Regions from separate parts of the Mus musculus genome. Here all the other regions are linked to region 1. The links are chromatin loops, found by intact Hi-C in ENCODE. Cell type or tissue: heart. All regions are shown on one strand. Region 1 holds the start of Rbak (RB-associated KRAB zinc finger). Region 2 overlaps E130309D02Rik (RIKEN cDNA E130309D02 gene). Region 3 holds the start of Kdelr2 (KDEL (Lys-Asp-Glu-Leu) endoplasmic reticulum protein retention receptor 2). Region 4 holds the start of Rnf216 (ring finger protein 216). Region 5 holds the start of Zfp12 (zinc finger protein 12). Region 6 holds the start of E130309D02Rik (RIKEN cDNA E130309D02 gene).

Evidence for each region. Hi-C counts contacts between places; a loop is a spot of excess contacts. Peaks named below come from ENCODE experiments on the same cell type or tissue, not always from the same donor. Only the 100,000 strongest peaks of a DNase experiment are listed, where the experiment ranks them.
Region 2: it touches region 1 in a loop (2.3-fold over the local background); 20 of 42 quality-filtered maps call a loop at or near these places.
Region 3: it touches region 1 in a loop (6-fold over the local background); 3 of 42 quality-filtered maps call a loop at or near these places.
Region 4: it touches region 1 in a loop (4-fold over the local background); 6 of 42 quality-filtered maps call a loop at or near these places.
Region 5: it touches region 1 in a loop (7-fold over the local background); 25 of 42 quality-filtered maps call a loop at or near these places.
Region 6: it touches region 1 in a loop (12-fold over the local background); 7 of 42 quality-filtered maps call a loop at or near these places.

The regions. Positions count from the first base shown.
Region 1 is chr5:143,177,251-143,181,250 of GRCm38, reverse strand. It overlaps Rbak (RB-associated KRAB zinc finger), which reads left to right and starts at 476. Exons shown (of 5, transcript NM_001045482.2): 1 at 476-702; 2 at 1,709-1,765. The coding sequence starts at 1,751. Spdye4b (speedy/RINGO cell cycle regulator family, member E4B) reads right to left here and starts at 234. Exons shown (of 8, transcript NM_001384193.1): 1 at 1-234. In heart, CTCF peaks have their summits at 453, 1,893 (motif pointing left) and 3,513 (motif pointing right); a DNase peak (open chromatin) is centred at 400; H3K4me3 peaks cover 1,671 bases; H3K27ac peaks cover 1,119 bases.
Region 2 is chr5:143,297,433-143,301,432 of GRCm38, reverse strand. It overlaps E130309D02Rik (RIKEN cDNA E130309D02 gene), which reads left to right. Exons shown (of 6, transcript NM_172726.4): 6 at 1-361. Gm52794 (a long non-coding RNA gene) reads right to left here. Exons shown (of 2, transcript XR_003955829.1): 2 at 2,065-3,469. Among named protein-coding and RNA genes, the nearest start is that of Gm52794, 3.4 kb to the right of the region's middle. In heart, CTCF peaks have their summits at 1,538 (motif pointing right) and 2,811 (motif pointing right); no DNase peak of the experiment used is centred here.
Region 3 is chr5:143,402,136-143,406,135 of GRCm38, reverse strand. Kdelr2 (KDEL (Lys-Asp-Glu-Leu) endoplasmic reticulum protein retention receptor 2) reads right to left here and starts at 2,316. Exons shown (of 5, transcript NM_025841.4): 1 at 2,084-2,316. The coding sequence starts at 2,174. It overlaps Gm20635 (a long non-coding RNA gene), which reads left to right and starts at 2,394. Exons shown (of 3, transcript XR_868670.2): 1 at 2,394-2,527. In heart, a CTCF peak has its summit at 2,222; DNase peaks (open chromatin) are centred at 1,645 and 2,335; H3K4me3 peaks cover 2,962 bases; H3K27ac peaks cover 2,426 bases.
Region 4 is chr5:143,110,616-143,114,615 of GRCm38, reverse strand. Rnf216 (ring finger protein 216) reads left to right here and starts at 1,596. Exons shown (of 17, transcript NM_080561.4): 1 at 1,596-1,717. In heart, a CTCF peak has its summit at 1,540; a DNase peak (open chromatin) is centred at 1,575; H3K4me3 peaks cover 2,003 bases; H3K27ac peaks cover 1,584 bases.
Region 5 is chr5:143,233,463-143,237,462 of GRCm38, reverse strand. It overlaps Zfp12 (zinc finger protein 12), which reads right to left and starts at 2,300. Exons shown (of 5, transcript NM_001289589.1): 1 at 2,084-2,300; 2 at 1,147-1,209. The coding sequence starts at 1,161. 4930448H16Rik (RIKEN cDNA 4930448H16 gene) reads right to left here. Exons shown (of 5, transcript NR_040700.1): 5 at 2,715-2,953. Gm38735 (a long non-coding RNA gene) reads left to right here and starts at 2,933. Exons shown (of 3, transcript XR_868668.3): 1 at 2,933-3,329. In heart, a CTCF peak has its summit at 1,833; a DNase peak (open chromatin) is centred at 2,302; H3K4me3 peaks cover 1,742 bases; H3K27ac peaks cover 1,352 bases.
Region 6 is chr5:143,313,741-143,317,740 of GRCm38, reverse strand. E130309D02Rik (RIKEN cDNA E130309D02 gene) reads left to right here and starts at 2,381. Exons shown (of 6, transcript NM_172726.4): 1 at 2,381-2,838; 2 at 3,342-3,563. The coding sequence starts at 2,647. It overlaps Zdhhc4 (zinc finger, DHHC domain containing 4), which reads left to right. Exons shown (of 8, transcript NM_028379.5): 8 at 909-1,252. The coding sequence ends at 1,199. In heart, a CTCF peak has its summit at 2,312 (motif pointing right); DNase peaks (open chromatin) are centred at 2,290, 2,630 and 2,930; H3K4me3 peaks cover 2,008 bases; H3K27ac peaks cover 1,711 bases.

The sequences.
Region 1 (4,000 bases):
TTAGAGTTTCTGGGCATTAGACGTATGTTCTAGAAACCCACCATTAGTGTTTGTGCCTCCTTCTTTGTAAAGCACAGCTGGTTATTTCTTGTACCTAGTACTTCAAGGAAGTTTGGTTAATCGAGAATGACACTCAGTTTTCTTTCCTTCTAACACAATCTTCCTCTTATTTTAGGAGTCCTGAGCCAGGGACAAGACTTGGGACTTCACGCAGCAGGCCGTTTCTCCAGGCTCAAAGGGAGTGAGGACAAACAAGAAGGTAAGAGCATGGCTGGAGGCAGCCATTGCTCTCAGAGCACCTCCCCCAAACTGCTGGGAGGAGGTAAGTTCTTGCGCGAGGATCCCTAGATGCAGTGGCGCGCGAAGGCGTCTGGGACACAGAGTTTCTGTGCAATTCTTGGGGAGAAAGGAGAGCCTTGGAACTCGGACTTCCGGGAAGATGCTGCACATGCGCGTCGCGGCCTGTGCGCGTGCCCGCGCTTGCGCTGGGCCACTGCGCCGTGGTGACTTCCTGCAGGTCTGGTGTGTCGAGGCTACCTTCCCTCCCGCAGCCTTTGCGTTCGCTAAGCTGGAGTTGCCGAGCCTGCAGGGCCGAGGCCGGAGCTTCCGGGGCGGCAGCGAACAGACTCGGCTGTGCGGGCTAGGGAGGCCTAGCGAGAGCTCGGCGCGGAGGCTGACAGGGGCAGCGGAGACGCCTGCTCGGTGAGGCCCGAGGGCGCAGAGCGATCGGGGCTGCGGGAGGGATGCTGGGCACAGATGGTGCCCAGTCAGTTCACCCGGGCACCCCGCTGTCCCCAGCTTGCGGCGCCTGGGAGGGTCGAGGTGGTCGGGCTGACAGCGGGACAGCTGCATCGCTTTGGGCTGCACGGTCAGTCCCGAGGACAGAGTGCAGGCACTGAAGAACTCAAGGGCTCCAGATTCCCACGGTGTCACTCAGCGTCCATCAGCTCTCTTGCTCTGTCTGTGGTCCCCCCCCCCCCCGAGTCTGCCCTTGAGGCATCGTAATGGTCTAGTGCTCAAAATCTGCTTTTACTTCTTTCTGCTCGTGAAGGAAGACTGAGTCTGCGACAGGTGTGAGACTTAATCAAGGTTGTGTTGAAATGAGTGCCATTGTTTTCTAGTTTCTTCCCTTAGTCCCTTTTTAAGATATGCAGCAGTAACCAAGTTTAGTTGGATAGTTTGAAAACAAACCACGCTTTATCCCTGTTTGTCGGACGTCTATCCATCTGGACCATTTTTCCTTTTTGTGTTTTAGTTTTTTTGAGGCGTGGATTCCTTGTGGCACATATTGTTCTGGTAGTGGGTGATCCTCCCGTCTCCGCCTCCAGAGAGTTGGGATTGCATGTATGTCACCTCATGGAACATGGATCCCAGATATATATATATATAGTGCCCAGAATCCTCATTCACTGTGACATATTTTGCAACAGTTTGAATAGGAAATAAAATAAGTACCCTTGTTTCCCCCACCTTTACACCAAATGCCCGTGGATAAAAAGAAGGCAGCGTAGTGTTCATCATAGAACTGTACCCGCCCCCCCTCGCCTCCCACCCCCCATTCCACCTGTTGGAGTTAGGTTTGTGATTTCCTTCCTATCACCTCTGCAGTGTGTATAAGCTGCGATTTCACTTGGTGGTTCCCAGGCGAGAGACATGTCCCTGTGTAGACCAGTTAATCTCCGATTTCAGCGAGCTTTTCCTCCAGCAGGTCAGTCAGCAGTGTCTACAGTTCCCCCAAGAGGAGCAGAACATGAGCAGATCAAAGGTAAGTTTTTCCCGTTTGTAATTTTTTTTTTTCTGACTCCTTTGTAATGTATTTTGGAAGACTTACTCAAAGGTCTGTTCTTGAATGGTAGTGGAGTGGTCTCTAAAGGGATCTGACGCCCTCTTCTGGCATGCAGGTGTACATGCAGCAGAGCATCCATACATAGAATAATTAATAAGTAAGTAGGATGGTCGTGGAGAAAGGAGTGAATAAAGGTGATTGTAATATAAAATACACCCGAGTGGCAGGCTGTCATGACCTGTTGTGTAGGCAGTCTGATAACTTTAGGCTAATGGAGTTACTTGGCAGAGTTAGAAAAAGGAAAATCGTATCCATCCCATCACCTGCAGCTGCTCGTGGGAGGTGCCGTTTTTTGTACCTTATAGGAGGCAAAGACTTGCTAGGATTTGGACATCTTCCTTTAGTCAGGTTGGGATGATTTTTGCATTTTGAAAATTTACCTTGACAAGAGCAGCTTGAGGGAGAAAGGGCTTATTCTGCTCACAGTGGCAGAGTACAGTCCACCACGGTGGGAAGGGCACAGAAGCTTACTTTGAGGAAGCTGAAAATGTATATATTTTCTGAAGTCAGGAAGGGAAGAGGAAAGCATGCCCACCATGATGGACAGTACTCTGGAACATAGAGTCATAGAAAAGTTACAGAGAAACAAAAGAATTATACAAAGAAATCTTTCATTCCGTTTGCTCCAAAGTTGCATTTTTTAAACAGTTTTTAAAAAATTTGTTTTGTATGTGCCTACATGTGTGCATGTGTGTGGTCCAGTATGCACGTGAAGGTCAGAGCACAACTTGTGGGAGTCCGTTCTCTCCCTCCATACAGGTCCATAGAACTATGGAGTCATACATAGAATTATAAAGTCTCATACATAGAATCATAGAGTTTCATATGCAGACTCATAGTCTTGTACACAGACTCATAGAGTCTCATACATAGAATCATAGTCTTATGCATAAATAAATCACATGGTTTCATACAGTGAGTGCTCAGCCCACCTTGTCTTTGTATGGTCCAAGATCTAAGCCAAGGGAATGAAGCCGCACACAGTGGGCAGGCTTTCCTGCCCCAGTTTACCTCATCAAGAGAATCCCCCACAAGAATGACTGACTAGCCCTTGGTCTATTTCTCCAGCAATTCAGAGTCTCATCACATTGACCACTGAGATGAACCATCAGTAGAGGTGGTGAGTTCACAGAGGGGAGTACTTTGCTCAACTTAGGGAAACAAAAAGCCTGTCCAGTGTGGATAGCGTTGAATGGATGTCCTGGTTTGTCTGATGCAGTCTTGAATTGGATCTATATTCCTAATAATTCCATGTAGATGGTCTTTTATTTCATACAGAGGTTTTCTTTTAAACAGTGCATCTGTGATCTTATCACACAGCTGTCCAAGAAATCCTGTACTTTAACCATGAGCCCCATGAGATAGCTCTGCAAGGACTCTGCTGGAGAGTCTGCTGTTTGTTTTGGCTGCAGACCAGTATCCCCTAGATAAAGTTATATGACTCAAGGCTGTGGTTTCTCTTCTCCATAACTCTTCTCTGTACCTAAAAGGTAGCACTGAGAAATTCCTGTGACTGGAATCTGCCTTCCACTGCTCTTAGAAGAATGGAATGTGGTTTTCTGTTTCTTTTTTTAAATATGTATTTATTATTTTTGTGTTGATAATTTGTGTGCCTTTTTGAGTTTCTGTGTCCCGTGTGCATGTAGGAGCTAACAGGCCAGAAGAGGGCGCCAGAGCTCTATAACTGGAGTTACCAGGCAGTTGTAAGCTGCCAAACATGGGTGCTGGGAACCGAACTCAGGTCCTCTGCAAGAGCAACAAGCACTCTAACATGGGTGAGCCATCATGCTAACCCCAGGACTTTGGTTTTTGAATTGGGAAGATAATCATATGTGGTTAGTAACTCCTAATTTAAAGTTGGCCCTCCCTGTCACTGTCAGAAGCTGCCTGCAGGAAAGTGCCACCTTGGTGTCTTTCCACCTCCCTTTCTGCCCCACCTCTACGTCCTGGTGCTTGTCAGTCTGTCCCTTTTCTGAGGCCCCACCTTTCCTTGTATGTCTTACTCTAGTAACACCTTTGGGCTTCGATTCTATTCTCTTTTTTTAATGTTACATGTTATTACATGTTTGCGTTGAAAGCTGAAATAAACTCTACAAATGCTTGTTGACTTTCAGACGAAATATGCAGAGCTCAAGGAGGTGAAATCTGGGCCAG
Region 2 (4,000 bases), 120 kb before region 1:
TCAGGAATGTGAAGTGTCTCTGCCACCAACAGCGTTTTCTGCAGCTCCATGAGCTCAGAGTGCAGAGGGTGAGACCCAGCTCGTACGCAGTACTGGGCACAGCTCAGGGACACCTGTTGGGATTCCCCATCACCTTGGAGAGGATCTGTGTCTTATGGGGGGTGGGGAGGCGGGTATCTAAATTTTCCTTTCATGTGTTCAAAATAAATTTTTCTAAACAGTTTCATAGGCATTGTGGGGTTTTCATTTTGTGGTGCTGAGATTCAAGCTCATGGCGTGCACCTACTTAGCAGGCGTGTTTTCAGTGAGCTATACCCCAGCCCTATGGAACATACATCTTTAATTAAATTTTAAGGATTTGATGTGTGTGGATTTCATGTGCATGTATGCCTGTGTACCATGCGTGTACAGTGACCTTGGAGGCCTGATGCTTGTGTAAGTCCATGTGGGTGCTGGGGAACTGAACCCAGGACCTTCATCAACTTTCCACTTTATACTGTTGAGACGTGATGTCAGTCTGATCCCGTGGCCTGCTCTTTATGATACTGTGGTGTGTGTGTGTGTGTGTGTGTGTGTGTGTGTGTGTGTGTGTGTGTGTGTGTGTGTAAGGCAGACATGCAGGCTACCCTGCACATGTGCAGGTCAACTTGGAGAGTCGCTCGGGTCATCGCACTTGGCTACATGCTGCTTGGTTACAAACTGCTGGACTGTTTCAGGCTTCAGCAAGCCCGTCACCACCCACACCACACTGGGGTTCCAGGTGACGAGGGTCGAGCTGAGCCCTTCTCGCAGGCCCTGGGCGTCGCCCTCAGATCCCCACGCTTTTGCAGTAAGCAACCCCAGCCGAGCCGTTCCCCAGCCCGAGCTACTTTGGACCAAAACTTGGACCAGATTCAGTCTCCATTCGAGCCGGGTTTTGGCCTCTGCCCAGACTGGATGCACAGATTGCTTCTGCCCTGCGGTCAGTCCTCTCTCGGGTAGCAGGGATGTACTTGGACCCTAGGACATCGTTGGAAGGGATAGGCTTGTATTCTTACTAACTTTAAGGAAGGGACACTCATGTCCCTGTGCCTATCAGAAGTGACAGCTGTCATGGACAAATGGCAAAGCAGGACAGGATTAAATGAAAAGTGAAGAAATGGAATCTCGAAGACTAAACTGGAAGACAGCGCCAAACCAGACAGCGCAGGAAAGCTGAGGGGGCGTGGGGAGAGTGAGAGAGAGAGAAGAGAGAGAGATCTCCCTGTCTTCCCATGTGGCCATCCCAACATCACCTGATTTAGAATCCTTCCATATCCCCCAAAGGCGCTCCTTACCTCAGCCCTGCTCGTCCTACACCCAACCTTGGGCAGCCTCATCTCCCTTTTCTCTATGGATTTGCCTTTTCTGGAAATTTCTTATCTGTGGACCAGTGCAGAATGTGGCCTTGTGTCTGGCTTCCTTTACTTAGTGTGAGGTTTTCAAGGGTTTGGTTTTGTGTGTATCATTTTGCCTGCCTGTGTGTCCGTTCACCATGTGTGTGCAGCAATACCCTCAGAGGCCAGAAGAGGGCACCAGATCCCCTGGAACTGGAGTTACAGGCTGGTGTGAGCCACCTGAGAATCTGAATTGAATGTCTTGGGTTAACCATGGAACCATCCTTCTGGTATCTACTTATTCATTTATTTAGAGAGGACATCTCATTGAATAGCCCCGGGGGGCGCAGAACTCAAATATCTGTCCGTCCTGCCTCCCAAGTTCAGAGACTAAGTGTGCAACCACACTCTGGTAAAAGAGTATGATTTTAATGCTTTAATTATGCATATATGTATGTGTCTGTGTGGGTTTGTGCATGCGAATGCAGTGTCTGCAGAGGCCAGAAGATGTCAAATTCCCTGGAGCTGGAAGTAGAGGCATTCGTGGGCCTCCTGACTTGGGAGTCTCGGCAAGAACAGCATGTGCTCTTAACACCGGGTCATCTCTGGACGCGCGCTTTCTTTTTATGGCTGAATCCATTTCGTATATAAAATGTGAAATACCAAAACAAAACAAACAGAAAAACAAAAACAATTTTGGTCTTGTGTGTTGTGTGTTTCTGATATGTGTTTATTTATGTGTGACTTTAGGCACATGTATGCCGCAGCACACTTGAAGGTCAGAGGACAAATTGAGAGTCCTCATCTGGGACCTGGGGTTTCAGACTCGGGTAGATAGCCTTTACCCACAGAGCCATCTTTCTGGCCCATCCACCTTAATTTTGAAACAGATTCTCTCACTCAAACTAGTGCTCAACTGTCTCACTAAACTGGCTGGCCAGAGAACTCGAGGTGGCTCCCCTTTCTGTCCTCCTTACTGCTGGGGCCACAGGTATACAGCCCTGGGCCTGGCTTTTACGGAATGCTGGAGTCTGAACTCAGGTTCTCACGCTTGTGTGGCAGGTACTTTACTGAGGTGTCCATATTTCCAATAGCCCCAGATTGACTAAGTCACATGGATGCGTCCCGAAGAAATGGTAGCAGGTGTCCTGCAGGTGCTCCCAGTGTGATGGCAGAGTCCATGTAAATGTGAAACACATTCTTAGAAAGTTTAAAATGGGGCTGGAGAGATGGCTCAGTGGTTAAGAGCACTGACTGCTCTTCCAGAGGTCCTGAGTTCAAATCCTAGCAACCACATGGTGGTTCACAACCATCTTTAATGAGATCCGGTGCCCTCTTCTGGCCTGTAGACATACATGCAGGCAGAACGCTGTATACATAATAAATAAAGCTTTAAAAAAGAGAGAAAAAAGTTTCAAATGTTGTCTATCCGTACACATGTGAGTGCCATGACCTGAGAGGCCAGCAGGGGGCATCGGATCCCCTGCAGCTAGAGTGACAGGTGGTTGTGAGTCACCTGACTTTGGGTGCTGGGACCCAAACTCAGGTCTTCTCCAAGAGTAGCACGGACTAACCACTGAGCCACCTCTCCCCATTCCATTTTTGATTTTTATGAATATTGTCATCATGGCATTTGACGATAAGTGTTTGTGTGCACTAGTCAGTTTTCTCGGGATTCACTGTGCATGCACACAGGCTGAGTGCAGAATGTTTTTGATACGGAAAGAACCCTGCTTGAGTAGCTAACATAGGACGGCTGGGTTTCTTCCTGTGGCTGGGATCAAACACCCTGACAAGGGCAACGTAAGGGAGAAAGGGGGCCTTTGGCTCAGGGTTCCGGGCTCCAGTCCAGCAGTGTGGAGAAGCCAAGGCGTCAGGAATTGGAAGCATCTGACCACATCACACCCACAGTCAAGAGCAGAGAGAATGAATGAATATGCACAGTGCCCAGCTCACTCTTCAAGATCCAACCCAGAGCTCAGCTCATGGAATGTGGGTGGGTCCCTCCATCACAGCCCAGTTAAAGTCGCACACCGACCCGCAGGCCGACCTGTCCTAGGCAATTCCTCATGGATGCTCTCTTCTGAGATGACTCTGGAGTAGTGGTTCTCAACCTGTAGGTTGAAACTATTTTGAGATTTAGCAAGCCTTTCAACAGAGGTCTCAGATAGTCCCATTACAGTTCATAGCAGTAGCAAAATTACAGTTCTAAAGTAGCAACAGAAATAATTGCATGGTTGAGGGTCACCACAGCATGAGGAACTGGATTCAAAGCGGCCATCACGCAGGCCAGGCAAGTGTAAACACGTAAGCCTTTAGAGGCTGCTCCAATGGTGCCAATGCCAGGAATAGACTCCAGGAGGGACTGAATGCTACCCTACACTGGAGAACATAGAGCTGGTTGCTGATAAATTAGGTGTCTGGGCCAGGTGAGCGTTGACGAGTGTCACAATTTGAATGCGAGGTGTCCCCACAAGTGTGCGTGTGTCTGCACACTTGGTCTCTAGCGGCTGTTTTAGGACACCGTACAGCCTTTGGGAAGTGGCGTCTAGACAGAGGAAGGTCAGTTTCAGGAAGGTGGTCCTTGGGGCTTATAGCCACACCCCATTCCTGTCCAATCTCTGTTTCCTGATCCTCCCAGATGT
Region 3 (4,000 bases), 220 kb before region 1:
AGTTCCAGAAGATCTCACGCCCCTCTTCTGGAATCCAAGGGCTTCTGCACACTTGTAGTAAACTCACACAGGCACGCAAAAAATTAATAATTAAAAAAAAACCCTGTTTCTTGGGGCTGGAGAGAGGGTTCAGCCACTAAGGGTACTGCTCTTGCAAAGGACCTGAGTTCAGTTTCAGCACACTAGGCAACTCATAACTGTCTGTGACTCCAGATCCAGGGGAGTATGATGTCTTTTTCTGGTCTCCACAGGAACCAGCACTCACACAATTAAAAATAAAATATATCTTGACTTGGCAGAAGAACATAAGAAAGAAGACAAAGAGACTTAGAGGTTTAGAAAGACAGCTAAAGACTAAAAGTAGCACCCAAATCCAACAGCAAACGTGACAGAACCACTGGCATCAAATGTGCAAACTCAAACTGCTCAGGCCGAAACAAAGGTTAATTGGAAATTCCAAATTCATTACTGCTTATGCGTCAATCCTGGCTTCATCGAAAGCCTGCTAACCTGCCTAAGACTCGGTTCCCTCATCCAGTCCGGGGACCGTTGACATGGTTATTTTAAGTACTGCCTGAGAGGAGCGCTATAACACTCAGCTGACTACTTAATGCACACCTATCGCAACTGAAGCAATTAATTGACTGTCATTCTGAATCCCACACTGGGCTCCCAGTTCACCTCCCAGTCAGATCCCCTGGTTCAGTACAAGGACTTTGTGACGTCCACTTCGATCGGGCAAAGGTCTTTTGGGTTGTGCTTACTTCCTGGATCTCAACTATGTTCCAGGGAGAGATGAGACCTTCAGAGAGCAGAGTCAAAGGGGCGGTGCTACTTTAGATGAGGTGTTATTAATAAACCAGATAGGTGGCGTCTCCATCACCCAGGGCCTTTAGGACTTCTATTTTCTGCTGTCTCTGAAAAAAATTAAATTTGAGTTTACAAAGTTATTTCATTTGGGGACATAGCATTAAGGACAGTATTTTAAGAATATATTTATTTAATCAATCAATTAATTAATGGGTTTTTGGGGAGCAGGGGGTGTTTTTGGAGACAGGACCAGCATGTAGTCCATTCTCATTTTGAATTCCTGAACCTCAGGTTACCACCTCTCGAGTGCTGGGATTACAGGCAAGCACCATCACACTCACCAAGAACTTATCTAAAACTTGTAAGATTCCTAATATTTAACGAAAGGCAGAAGTCCACAGCTATTATGTGAGGAAAGTTCACTCTACTGCCTCTCTGCAATGTAGTTTGAGGGAGGTACAGCGCCAACTCAATGGTGACGTGGAGCAAGGATACTAGCCGAGAACAGAGGCCTCTGTGGTACCCAGCGCTGGCAGTTTAAGAGAACCAGTTATTAGACGGCCACACTCAAGGATGAAAAACTAGCTTGCTTCTCAGAGTAACATGAAAACTATGCCAAGCAACTCACTTAAAAGATCCACATCTCTTTTTATGACGCATGAGATCCCGAACCCCAAGGCTTGAGTTGTAGCCTCATCAACTGTAAGCACAGGCCAGACCTGACACCATCCTGCCCCCACATCCCATCCTCTGCTTGTCCTTGAAGATAACAGAATGAATAGCAGGATGCCCCTCTTCCTCCAGCCAGCCCCACCTTCGCGGGTGGCCTGGCTGCCACGTCAGGCCCAGCTAGTCTGTGGTCCTATCCATCCTCCTCGAGCAAGTCTCCCATTGATTCCTGGGGACTCAGAGGCGCCCCCCAAAAGTCCCATGGAGAGGGACACGCCCACTAGAGCCCCACAGATCCCGTGCTAAACTTTTCAGATGCAGCAGGACGCGGGGGCAGTTACGCCAGCGCTCGCTGAGCCAGGACGGATCAAGTTCGCGAGCGGACCAAGCGCAGAACTGGGGGGCCCAGAGCTGCGACGGACACCCCAGCCCGTGTGCACACTCGGAGGGGTTTCGTTGCCCGCCGAGCAGGCCGAGATGGGTGTGTCTGGCCATCGCAAGCCCGGCACAAAGCCTCCGGAACGACCGAGAGCCGAATGGGTCGGTCGAATGGGCCAAACGCGCGCGCTCCTGCCCCGCGCGCCTCGCCCCGGCGGCCGCTCACCAGCACAGGAGCGCGTCTTCCAGATCTTCAGCAGTAGGATGACGATGGCCGCCAGGTGGGACAGGTCCCCAGTCAGCCGGAAGATGTTCATGGCGGCGGCGGTCGGCGCGGCACAGCGGCACCGGAGCTAGGCAGCGACTCGGGACGCGGCGACAGCAGCCCCGGAGAGAGGAAGCGGCGAAAGATGGCGGGAGCGGGCGCGACGTGGCCAGGGACGTGGCCGAACTGCCGTCGCGCGCGCGGGGCAGCCTGGGAGAGCGGGCGACCGCTGGGGCCACGCCCCCGCCACGCCCCTTAAAGGCCCAGCGTCGGTGAGCAGCCGGACTTTACATCCCGCGTGGACGGTCAACTGAGGACCCAGAGTCCTCCGCAATTTCCGTCTCCAGGGTTTCCGCCTAGGTGCCAGCGATTTCCTTCTCTAAGTTTTTGAAATGCCACTCAGTTGTGAGTATTGTCTTGTTTTTTTTTCCATTCCCTACTAAGATAGCAGAAATACCTATCTCAGAGGCATTGCGAGGGTAGAAAGCAAGATTAAAATTTCTGTGATTAAGAACTCCAGCTTCTCTTGTATAGGACCGAAGTTCGATGCCCAGCTCCTAACCTCGGGGAGCTTACATCACCTTTAACACCAACTCCAGGGAATTCATTGCTTCTGGCCTTTGAGAGCACCTGCACGCCCATGCACACACCCACACACAAACTAACACACACATTTTAAATAATAATAAAAATAAGTCATAAGAAATCTGTCAAAATCTATTAATTTTTATTTAAAATTACATTAAAATTTTGTATTAGGGATGGAGAGCTGGCCCAGTGGATAAGAGCAATTGCTGTTCTTCTAATAGACCTGATTTCGAGTCCCAGCACCCACAACTGCAGACTCACAACAGCCTGGAACTCCAGTTCTATCTGACACCTCTCACCTCTGAGGGTGCCTTCATGTGTGTGCGCGCGCACACACACACACACACACACACACACCCCTGAAACAATAAAAATAAAAATAAAAATTTATTTGTGGACTGTGTGGGCACATCCAGTCAGGCCCAGTTCTCTCCTTCCATCTTGTTGGTTCCTGGGACTAGGCTCAAATCTCCAGGCTTGGTGACAAGCCCCTTTAGCCGCTGAGCAACCCCACCACTTCTTTTTCTTTCCTCTCCCTCCTCTTCCTCTTCTTTCTTTTTGCTTTTATATGTCTGTTCACACGTGTGTGTGCACATGTGTAGGCTGTGAGGCCAGCTATTTCTAGGACCTTCTAGATCCTGTTACACCTTATATATTGAAGCAAGGCATCACACTTGAACCCAGAGCTTGCTGATTTGGCTAGTCTAGCAGGCCAGCTTGCCGAAGGGATCCCCTGTCTCTATCTCCCAGGCTTCAACACAGCCTAGCATTTATGTGGGTGCTGGAGATCTGGGCTGTGTTTCTCGCAGACATGTGTCAGCAATCTTTCTGGATTTACAGTGTTTCTTGTTTGCCATTTAAGAAGAAACTTGGAGGCTTAAATGATGGAGCAGGGTGGGAAGATGGGGCTGAAGCACTAACCCATGCGTCATGGGTTACCTTGGAGATGGCTCAGTTAATAAAGCAGTCACTAGCCATACATGAGGTCTGGAGTTCAATCCCCAGCCCCCGATTAGCCAGCTCCTTACTATTAATGTTAACGACTTAATTTTTAAGTTATTAAATAAATAACTTAAATTAGCAAAGATGTTGGGGCTGGGGCCTTCATGTGCAGCCCTGGCTGCCTGAGCGAGAGAACTATCTGACAGACAGACAGACAGGCTCTACTTACACTAGCACCAGAAGTCCACAGAGAGCTTAAGAAAGCCACATAATGCTGGGCGGTTGTAGCACATGTCTTTAATTCCTGCATTCAGAAGGCAGAGTCAGGTGGATCTCTGAGTTCAAGGC
Region 4 (4,000 bases), 67 kb after region 1:
CCTTTGGTCTTCCCAGCAAGATCACAAGTTCAAGGACAGGCTAAACTATGTAGTGAGTTCAAGGCCAGTCTAAATAACCTAGTGAGATCTTGTCTCAAATTTTAAATAAAAATAAGAAGAGGGCTGGAAATGTAATTCAGTGATTGACAGCTTCTCTAGCATCTATGAGGCCCTGGGTTCAATCTCAGAAACACACACACATACAACATATACACATACACACAAGTGTACACACACAAGCAAAGACACACAGAGCACACACACAAGCATATACACACACACATACACACAAGCACACATAACATACACAAGCACGTCATACACTCATTTGTATACAACATACACACACATAAGCACAGACACACAGAGCACACACATAACATATACACATACACACAAGCACACACACAGAGCACAAACACACCATATACACACATACACACACAAGCATATCTACACACGCACATCCACACAAGCACACATAACATACATAAGCACAGACACACAGAGCACACATACACACATGAGCACAGATACACATATATACAAGCACACATAATATACACACACACAAGCACACCACACACTCATATTCATATATATATATATATATATATATATATATATATATATATATATATATAACATAAACACAAGCACAGGCACACATTACATATACACACCATATACACATACGCATATAAGCACACATACACACACTCATACACACAAGCATACACAACATATACACACACACACAAGCACACACACTTATACATACACAACCTATAGAAGCCCAGACAGAGCACACAGATACATCATACACATACATATACACACATACAACCACACACACAACTTGAGGTTTTTTTATTTATTTAAAAAAAAATTTTTTTTGAGACAGGATTTCTCTGTGTAGCCCTGGCTATACTGAACTCACTCTGTAGATCAGGCTGGCCTCGAACTCAGGGCTTCCTCTGCCTCCCAAGTGCTGGGATCAAAGGTGTGGACCATCACTGCCTGGCTGAAAAAAATTCAATTTCTATTTTTTATTTTGATTTTATGCATATGCATGTTTTGCCTGCATGTATATCGGTGTACAACTTGCATGCTTGGTGCCCACAGAGGCTGGAAGAGATCGTCAGGGATCTTCTAGAACTGAAATTACAGACCACTGTGAGCTGCAATGAGGGTTCCATGAATCAAATTTGGGTCGGTGCTCTTGAGCGCTGGCCAGCACTCCAACCTTGATTGAACAGAGCTGGAACTTTTACTCTTCACCAAATACCTTGGGAGGAGAGTTGGGTCATTTTACCTTTCTCACCTGGTACAGAGCATCACCTCAAGAGGGGATAGATACGTGATTAATCGGTTGATTTCATAGCTAAATCGGGGCGGCTACAGTGACCCTGTGGTTCAGCTGTTCTTTTGTCTTCCCACAGCAAGGAGGAGTCAAGGTTCTGCAGTCGTGGAGCCTGGATGGAGGCCGGCTAGGCACCCATCTCTATGGTCTCGCTCTCCAGGTCCCTCCTCCCCGACTGTCCGCGTCCCTCTATGGTTCTTCCTGTTATTAGTCGGGAGGGGGCGCTGCGCGCAGGCGCGAGGTGGACGCGGTGGCGAGGCCGGAAGGAACGCAGTAGCGGCCTCGGTGGCGGCGGCGGCGGTCGCAGCGGCGGCGGTCGCAGCGGGGGAGCTTTTCCAGCGGCTGCTTCTTCAGGTGAACTTGAGACTGAACTCCCGGGCGTCGAGCCGCGCTCGCGGAGCTGGGCTGGCTGTGTTGGGGCGAGTCCGTGATGGGCGCTCGCGCGCGCGGTCTCCCGGGGCTGCGGGTCGAGCGAGGAGAGTGGCCTCCCGCCGGGGCGCCACCGGGGTGGGGGCGGGGCCCGAGGGGGACGCGCTCGCGAGCCCCGGGGGCCCGGGGACCCGCGCGGGGGGTGACGGGAGGGGAGCGACGCCGACGACCGCTGGCCTGCCGGCTCCCCTCCCGTCACTTGAGGAAGTTTCTCGGGCCGGCCTGCTGCGCGGGGGGCGCCGAGCTGCTGAGAGACGGTTCTCTGGCGGCTCGCTCTGGTGGCCGCGCTCCCCACCGCGGCCTGGAGAAGCGGAAGAGGCGACCGACTGGCGACTTCGAACTCCAGCCCGGGCCAGTTTGGGGCCCCTTGGAGTCCAAGTTGACGCCTGTCATCCCAGTCTGAGCTCCCGAGTGAAGGGGACTTGAAACTCCTGCAGTCGGGAGTCCCGGTGCGTGGTAGCGGAGAGCGCTCCCGTGCGCGTGGCACCCTGGGGTGAGCGGCAAGACCCACGCTCGAGGGGACGAGGCGGCCCCTCGTGGGGCTCCTCGGTGATCCCGAACTCCTTGCATCTCCAAAGGGTGCAATGACTTGGTATCCTCTTCTCCATTGTGCTAAGTGTCTTGGACGCCATCTCCGCTGGGGTTTGTCTTGGATTCGTTTCTTTTCTTTTCTTCATTTTTTTTTTTTTTTTAATTTTTCTGCATAGCCGAGGCTAGCCTGAAACCTGAAAAGTAGAGGCTGGGCCCAAGGGACTCAGGAATTTGCATGCCTCTGCCCTGGTGTAGGCCACCCCACCACATCTTGCCATTATGTTGTTATTGTTATTGTTATTGTTATTGTTATTGTTATTGTTGAGTCTAACTGTAGCCCTTGCGGGCATGTAGCTCAGAGGTCTGCTTGCCTCTGCTTCCTGATTAAAGGCATGTGTCATTTTTCTCCTACTCAACAGCCGCTCTACCTTTGAGCTCCACTCTCAACTCCTTGCTGGATTTTTTTGTTGTTGTTGTTTTGTTTTTTGTTTTTCGCGACAGGGTTTTTCTGTGCAGTTCTGCCTGTCCTGAAACTCACTTTGTAGACCTCAGAACTCAGAAATCCGCCTGCCTCTGCCTCCCAAGTGCTGGGATTAAAGGCATGCGCCGCCGCCGCCGCCGCCACCACCACCACCGCCCAGCTTCCTTGCTGGATTTTTGTTTGTTTGGTTTGGTTTGGGTGAGACTAATGGATTTATTGTGTTTTCCTTCAGAGCAAGGGTGAAAGAGTATGTATAGGAGCCTGTGTGCATCAGGGTCAAGTTTTCATCCCCACCATGAACGGTGACCTTATGAAAGCTCCGTCTGCTTGTTATTTTAACATGTAGAGAAGGGGCTTGTCACTGCCCTTGCTTGGAGGGAAGGACAGTATTTTTATGACCTTAGCTTATCCTAATTAAGAAATAGCCAAGCTCTGCCTTCTGAGGGTAGAGAAGGATGGTGAGCCTGAGGAGATTGCTGAGGCTCTTGAGCCTGGCTTTTGGACACCTGTGAGCCTTTTGCATTAGCAACTTTAGACTTATCTAAAAAGGACAAGAGCAGCTAGTAAAAAGCTCTTGAGGAGGAATTTAATAAAGTGTGGCTCAGGGAGATTGAAGGTTTATGAAGTCTGCTGAGTGTTTACTAACTACAGCATGAGGTAATGTGCTCTGTGTTTACTGTGCTTGGGGCTCTACTGTATTCTAGATCCTTCCAGACAGGAATTCTCATCTTGTCATCATTTTTGTTTTTTTTTTGTTTTTGTTTTTGTTTTTGTTTTTTTGTATTTTCGAGACAGGGTTTCTCTGTGTGGCCCTGGCTGTCCTGGAACTCACTCTGTAGACCAGGCTGGCCTTGAACTTGGAAATCCGCCTGCCTTTGCTTCCCAAGCTCTGGGATTAAAGGTGTGCACCACCACTGCCGGGCTTGTAGTCACATTATCTGTACAAAACATATCTTGTCTGCCTGCCTGTCTGTTTGTTTGTTTATTTATTTGAGACAGGGTTTCTCTGTGTAACAGCCTCAGCTGTCCTGGACTCCCTTTGTAGACCAGGCTGGCTTCGAACTCACAGAGATACTCCTGCCTCTGCCTCCTGAGTAGGGGCTGTTCTTCCAGAGGACTCAGGTTCAATTCCCAGAACTCTCATGGCAGCTCACAACTGTCTAACTCCAGTTCCGGGGGATCCTATACTCTTTCAC
Region 5 (4,000 bases), 56 kb before region 1:
AAGGGTATTTGAGGGTAGAAAAAAAAATCAAATGGGTCTGCCACTGAACGTCGTGGTCATTGAAAGTCATCACCAGGGCCAGGGATGGTGGCATATACCTTTAACCCTGGCTGAAGAGTTCCAGGACAGCCTGAGCTACATACCCTTTTTGAACCAAGCAATGACGCAAAAACGAAGAAATTGAAACAAACCAAACAAAGAGAAACTACACAGACCGTAAGAGAAAAGTGAATTCTTTGGTGGTGGAAAATGGATCTGAACGCATTGCATCCTCAGAGAGTTCCAGGCAGGGCAGTGGAACAACAAAAGGGAAGAACAGGAGACGGTATAACGACAGGCGGAGAGACCACTCAGATGCATGGGGTCCGTTAGGTGGGGACGGTACAACAACAGGCGAACAGACCACTCGGATGCATGGGTCCGTTACGCGTTGTCTGGACATACTCCAGAGATGCTCAGCAGGCGCTGGCTGACCCACAGGTAAACCAACACAGAGCCGCTGGGGAAAGCCAGGAGGGCCAGAGGTAAGTAGGGCAAAAGATCCACATGGGAGCAGGAGAAATTCTAAATCCAGGGACAGGGCAGCAAGACAAACAGCACAGAAACAGACAGAGGAATCCACAGAGACTGCTAGAGACAGACAGGTCAATAGGACGTGAGTGTGTGTGTATGCCTGTGTTAGAATACCACTGGAGATCAAAGAGTACAGCCCGTCATAAGCCAAGGCAGCAGGAGCCACATCAAATCCACAATCAGGAAACAAGAGAGGGAGGAAGACATGTTTGCTGGTACTCAAGTCTCTTTCTCCAGTTTATGCTGTCCAGGATGCCCAGAGAATGGTCTTGTCCAGAACAAAATGGGTTTTCTTACATCAATGAATGTGATCAAGACAATCCCGACAGGCACGTCCATAGGCTCATCTCTAAATATAGTCAAGGTGTCAACTACAGCATCCTGAGGACTTGGTAGGGGCTATGCCACCTACAGATATGCACTCAACCAATGCTTACTACTGTCCACTACTGTTTTGTCTGGTTCTTTTATCTCTTTCTGTTTTATCTATTTTCCCCTTTAAAGTCTGATCTCTCCTTTGCCTCTTCGAGTGTAGTAAACCAAACTAGACAACGGAAACAAAGCCAGACTTACTAAGGATGTATTCATCTTCCGCTGCAGTAGGAAAAGTCTGTAGAAGGACTAATGCAGCCGGGTCTGGGGAAGGAAAAACAACGTCATTATGAGTGGGCGTGGAAAGAGGGGAATCCTGCACACAAACCTCCTGGAACATTCCCAGAAGAAAACCGGAGGGATGGTGGTCTCACTGGCTGTCAGAAAGGACTGGAGAATTGCAACTGTGCGTTGGGACTTGGGGGGAATGAATGAGTGCAGCTGACGAGGTGAATTAACAAGAAATGAACAAGAAATGCTAGTTAAATAACTGCCATTTACTAAGGGATACAAAAGAATACTCACAAGCTGCTCTGAAAACAAAAGTTAACCTGGTGGGAACTGTATTTATATACAATTACGTGATACTGTGACCACGACTTTAATATGACAAAAGGAACGCCGTCGGCCCGGGACTTAGCACTCCCACTAACAAACCCTCTGCGTGACCTCGGTTATGTCACCACTATCGCAGACCCACAGTCTTCCCCTATGAACAGACGCAAACACAAACTTTTCCTGAACTAGACCACAGGATGCTGCAGGGAGAGGATCGGGAAAACTAACAGGCACAGCAAGGGTGCCGATGGCGCCCAGTAACATCATGAGACTTAGAAGCCCTGGGAGGCAGGGATGTCAAGTGAGGTAGGAGTTTGGACAGCGCCTCTACAGCTCAGGTCACTGAACTGACCGCTCCTATGCCCACACGCCTCATCCTCGGGCCATCTAGACAGCCCAAAGCCATCAACACGACCACTGCTACCGTCCCGGATCCCGCACGCTGAGGACAGGAGGGGGCCGAGGCATCGCGCAGGCGCTGATCGCTCAGGCCTCGGCAAGCGGTCTCAGGCCCCCCTGCAAGCCATCAGACGGACCCAGCCTCCCTCTCACGGCCGCGATCTGCACCCTCAGGCCTCACCTAGGAGGCCGCGCCGGGCCCGGGTCTCGCTGCCCCCGTCAGCCCGGCCCTCGGCCTCCCCGGCCTGCAAAGCTGCGTTCGCCTGCTGCCGACCCGGACGCACCGGCCTCGGCCCGCAGGCTCGCGACTCCAGCTCGCGCAAGTCAAAGCTGCGAGCGTAGAGACACAGACCGCAGGAAGCCAGGCCAGCGCAGCGGACGTGCGCTTGCGCGAGCATGCACACAAACAGAAGTGCGCACGCGCAGCATGCGTGCCACTGGGCTGGTCCCTGTGGTCTTCCTTTCATCTTTGGGGAGGGGCCGCCCAGAACTCTTAGGCTTCCAGGGATCGTCGCACAAGTCTCCTCCTCGTTTCAGCAGCTTGTGGGTACCGAGCTGAGAGCAACAGTAACCTTCGTGATTTTCCTCACTTTGAACCTCCAGGAATGGCTTGAGGGGTTATATCCATTTACCCAGACCTCTCCCAGCTTGGTGCTTTTAGATAAAAGGCAGATTCTAACAGATGAAAGAGAGAGGAAAAAAAATGTGTCACGCTCTGTTTAACTGAAGTGCTAGAAGTTTCCATCAAACATTTAAGTATAAGAAGTGTCTACCACCTCTTTTAAAAGAAAGAAGACAAAAACAGTGGCTTTGCCAGATCATACAACAAATGCATAAAAGTTCTAAAAGCACCAGAAGGCACACATAGAAAGGGAGAAAAAACGTGTTTGTCAAATGACTTCTCCAACTTGATGTTTGCAGTCCGGCAACAATGCTCAAACGTGGAACCCTATGGTCAGTCAATTCCTCTCAGATTTCACCGGCCCTCCTGAATAATGCAAAAGTGCTCTTGTCCTATCTGCTTCCAAAGTTGATGGAGACACAACAGAAGCTGCAGATGCAAAAAAGGAAGGAAGAGAAAACACAAATGATGGGTTTCTATATCACACATCTAATGCACAGAAACTAAAAAGAGAACCAGAAAGAACTCACAGAAAGAAGGAAAATAGCTCTCTGTTAATTGACCTCTGAAAGGTGACATTTGGGGCCGGGCGACAATGACAGTTTTCAGAGATGGTACAATACAATGAACATTCCATCGACTTCTTACAGAACTAATGCAGCAGTGGTCTTGGTCTAATTCTTCATAAAGACGTTGGCATCAAAACTAATAACAAAGTCTACCAAAACAGAAAGTTCTCTGCACCAATGCAGAGAGTAACGTTTTCTTCCCAGAAGCACCAAGCACCTTGGAGCGCCAACCCTAGGTAATAAACTGCTGAGCAACCAGCAGGAGACAGAAGCATCACGAATCCCTCTCAGATGCTGCAGGGCACACATGGTCTCAGGAGAAAGGGTGAGCCCTCCTCCTCGGAAGGCCTGCACTGCCATGGGGCACCTTCTCCCAGGTTCTCACCTCACCTGGTAACTGAGGTGCCCACCTGAGCTGGCTCCTATCTCTTAAACCAAAAGCTTCCCTTCCCCATGGCAAGCAGGGGTTACGTCTCTGAATGAGGGGCCTGGGCTAAACTCCCCAGGTGACAGGGAGATAGGAACACTCTTTTCTCCAGGTTTACATTGCACAGATGGGACTCAGGCCTTTCAGAAAAGGAATTCCTTGCTTGCAGTGAGGACATTCAAGCTCATATAATTTTTGTATTAAGAAAAGGGGCTGGAGAGATGGCTCAGGGGTTAAGAGCACTGACTGCTCTTCCAAAGGTCCTGAGTTCAATTCTCAACAGCCACATGGTGGCTCACAACCATCTGTAAAGGGATCTGATGCCCTCTTTTGATGTGTCTGAAGACAGTGACAATGTACTTATATAAATAAAAAAGTAAATTAAATAAAAAAGGAAAAGAAAATATTTCGGTTTGTACAAACATGGAACAAGCAGTCAGCAGGCTGAGATGCTTCTGCTCTGCTCAGATGCAAATTGAG
Region 6 (4,000 bases), 140 kb before region 1:
GTGCCAGTTCCCAGATGTGGCCTGGCCTTAGACCCTCACCATCCTCGTGCCATAGTCACACAACATACCAGGGAGAGCCCTGAGCCTTTCCGTTCTCACTGCGCACCAATCCACAGTCTGAGTTGACGTTAATTGCTTCTTGGTGTGCTGTACTGTGACTGACCCAGAGTCTCATTCTTCCTCATGCACAGCCATTTCGTTTGTTATTGTTTTGTTTTGATGTCTTGAGTCAAGGCCTTACTCTGACTTGGGCTGGCCTCAAACTTGCCAACCATTTCAGCCTTGTGAGCGTTATGCTCACCAGCCTGCACCATCGCTCATGCGCAGAGATGCTGGAGGGGCGGGTACTGCTGTCAGCACTCCTGGCCTGCTGTTCCTGTGCTCGGTGGCTTTAAAGAGACAGTCCTCGCAGGATTTTAGTTTAATGCACGAGCTGTCTCCACATATTTGTCTGTAAACAGCAGACTGGCAAAGTACTGTCTGTGTCTTGAGTGACCTTTCTGCCTGTGTGAAAGTTATCCTGCAACAAGCTGTCACACACACTAGGCTCATGCCTGGGCTGCCTGCCTGTGTCTGTGTTGACTGTGACTCAGATCTATGTTCCAAGGGTCAGATTTGAGGCAACTGAAGTGCATATGTGTGTGTATCTGTGTGCTTGCACTTGTGCAATACATGCATGTGACAGACAGACAGGGAGACAGACAGAGACAGAGAAAGAGAAATAGGGAATTTTGAGTGTGGGGCCTCATGAATGCTGGGGCATTGGCACATTTTTCAGCTGTATATACTGCCTGGTGGGTCAGATCTGATGCAGAAGGTCAGCTGAGTGATGAGTCTGCACCACAGGGTCAGGGCTGGTGCTCAGGCATTGAAGGCTATTTGCTAACACTCTGGTTTTCTGCCCACAGCATCTGTTCCTGGCATTTCCAAGGATTGTCTTCCTACTGGGCTTTGTCATCGTTTTGAGCATGCTCCTGGCTGGCTACTTGTGCTTTGCTCTGTACCTGGCTGCCACCAACCAGACCACAAATGAATGGTATAAAGGCGACTGGGCCTGGTGCCAGCGCTGGCCTCTGGTGGCTTGGTCCCCATCAGCTGAGCCCCGGATCCACCAGAACATTCACTCCCACGGGTTTAGGAGCAACCTTCGAGAGATCTTTCTACCTGCTACCCCCAGTTACAAGAAAAAGGAGAAATAGAGCGGAAGTGCCCTGCCTTTTAAATACAGTGCACACCTATTTGTACACATGGATATTTGTTTTCTCATCATTGTCTGTGTTGGTTTCTGCTGTGTGGGCGTGAGTGGGCTTTAGTGGGGAAAAAGAGATGGGAAGCTAGGCTTGCTGAGTTCTCGTGTCTCCCAGGGCAGATTTCCCTCCTGCCTATATTCTGCTAGATCCAGTAACTTCTGAGGTCCTAGTGTGAGAAGGGTCAAGAGATGTCCAAGGCTCTGGGTGACAAGGAGGCCTTTGCCTCTTTCACTGCACCCTTGGGCGCCTGAACTAGGACCATAAAGTCTGTTCCCTGATGTACAAGAGAGTCTCTGGGCTGTGCCCAGCTGCACTCTCTCCCTGGTCTGTTCTTTCCCAGGCAGGGGCCCTTTATCATCTTAACTAAATCCTCTCAGCCATAGGCCTCTTAGTCATTGTATTTGTGAGCCACACGCAAGACTTTTCCATTCTGTTTAAAATCTCTACTCCCCGATGGGCGGTGGTGGTGCACACCTTTGATCACAGTACTCAGGAGGCAGAGGAACGTGGATCTCTGAGTTTGAGACCAGCCTGGTCTACACAGTGAGTTACAGGACAGCCAGGGTTACACTGAGTACCCCTGACTCGAAAAACCAAAAGAAAAAAAAAAATCTCCAGTCTTCATTAACAGCTAGTTTAGTATAAATTGTAAATAAACCATCGCCCATAGATTGTATAGAAATCTTGAGCTGGGGAGTGGGAGTGTTGTAGGGTGGGAGGGTTTTCAGGAACAGGGAGCACGTGGGCTAAACCTTGTACTAAGATTCCCATAGTCCTCCTGGGCTGGGCTAGAGCATAGCAGTTAAGAGGGTCCAGGAGTCAGGAGAGAATTTGGAAACACTGACCCTGGAACAGAAGGATCAGGGCGTGGGGGTGCTTACAAGCATCATTTGTCCTAGTAGTCGCCCCACTCCCGGGGGCGATCAGAGCACGTCCTGGTTGGAGGGGAGCATGAGAAGGCTTGGGTGCGTGGTGCCGGCTCAGAACACCTCCGAGTGTCTGATAATCAAACACCTCTGAAGCCGGAGAAACTCTTGCGAAGACGGCGGGGCGGGGCCTCGTGCTTGCCCGTGCGGGCTTCACCGCCAGGGGGCGCCCACGAGAGCGCGCGGCCGCAGCCCGAGCTTGGCCCCTGCGGGCCGCCGTCGCCATTCAGCCGCCGGTTCGGCCGAGCGGCGTCGGCTCCCGCGGCTCTGGGCGGCGCCGCAGTCGGACCCCAGGATACTCGCTGGCCCGTGGCGGCGGCGGCAGCGGCGACGATGGTCCCCTGAGCGGGTTGGCGCCTGTTAGAGGCGGGCGGGCGCCGCGACCCTGCCCGCGTCGGGGCCCAGGCCGGTCGCGCCTCTTTGTCTCCGGGCGGAAGTAGGACTCGCGGCGGGGACAGGGCGGCCGCACCATGAGCGACATCCGCCACTCGCTGCTGCGGCGCGACGCGCTGAGCGCCGCCAAGGAGGTGCTGTACCACCTGGACATCTACTTCAGCAGCCAGCTGCAGAGCGCGCCGTTGCCCATCGTGGACAAGGGCTCCGTGGAGCTGCTGGAGGAGTTCGTGTTCCAAGTGCCCAAGGAGCGCGGCGCGCAGCCCAAGGTGCCCGCCCCGGCCGTGCCCTCGCTCGGTGACAGGAGCTCGCCCCGAGGTCTCGCTCCTCTTTCCGCTCCCCCGGCCTTGCAGTCCAGCGGCGTTGCTCAGCCGCGTGCCCGTTTCGCAGGCGTGTGACAGTCGCCCACCAATGAATGATCCGGGGTGGTGGCTTTGTGAACTGGCTACTTAACATCCCTCTGGGATGTCGCTTAACTAGATGCAGGGTTTTTTCCTTTGCTTATTCATAGAGTTAAGCCCCCCCGGGCTTAGGCTTCTGAAGGGTGAAAAAAATACACCCTGGGAAAAAGAATAGATCTGTTTTCCTTTTTCAAACACTGTCTTTCTGTGTACCATGTATCTCGGGCCAGCCTGAAACTCATTATCGGCTAGACTCAGCCTCGTGTGCGCTGGGATTCTAAGCATCCACTTCCCTAATCTCTTAGGGTGGGAGCTAAGGGGCAGGTGGAGGCCCTCTTCTCACAGCTTCTCTTCCGGGTTTGTTTTTACAGAGACTGAATTCCCTCCAGGAGCTCCAGCTTCTTGAAATCATGTGCAGTTACTTCCAGGAGCAAAGCAAGGACTCTGTGCGGCAGATCATTTTCTCCTCCCTTTTCAGCCCCCAAGGGAACAAAGCCGACGACAGCCGAATGAGCTTGTTGGGAAAGCTGGTCTCCATGGCCGTGGCCGTGTGTCGGATCCCCGTGTTGGAATGTGCGGCCTCCTGGCTCCAGGTACTGCTCTCGAAATAGCGTCTCCCACAGTCTCCGTAGACAGGATAACAAGAGTTTGGATGTTCGTAGAGGTCTTTTACACGTGCGTGATGTCATCGATCATCCCTGCCTGGGTGCTACACCCAGTCCCGTTTTTTTTATGGAGCAAACATTTTTTTTGTTTCTTTGATTGACTTTTTTTTTTTGAAAAAAGAATTTGGTATGTAGCCCAAGCTGAATTCAACCCTCATGACCCTTCTACCTGAGTCTCTTGAGGATTATAGGGTCCACGTGTCTGGCTCTGGAATTGTAGCCTTCTTGTACACAAAGTAGTAAAATTAGGATTTGTTTCATTTTGAAACAGGTTCTGATTATGTAGCCTGGGCTGTCCTGGATCTCAAAATGTAGACCAGGCTGGCCTTGAACTCAACCCAGACCAGGTGTCTCTGCCTCCCTAG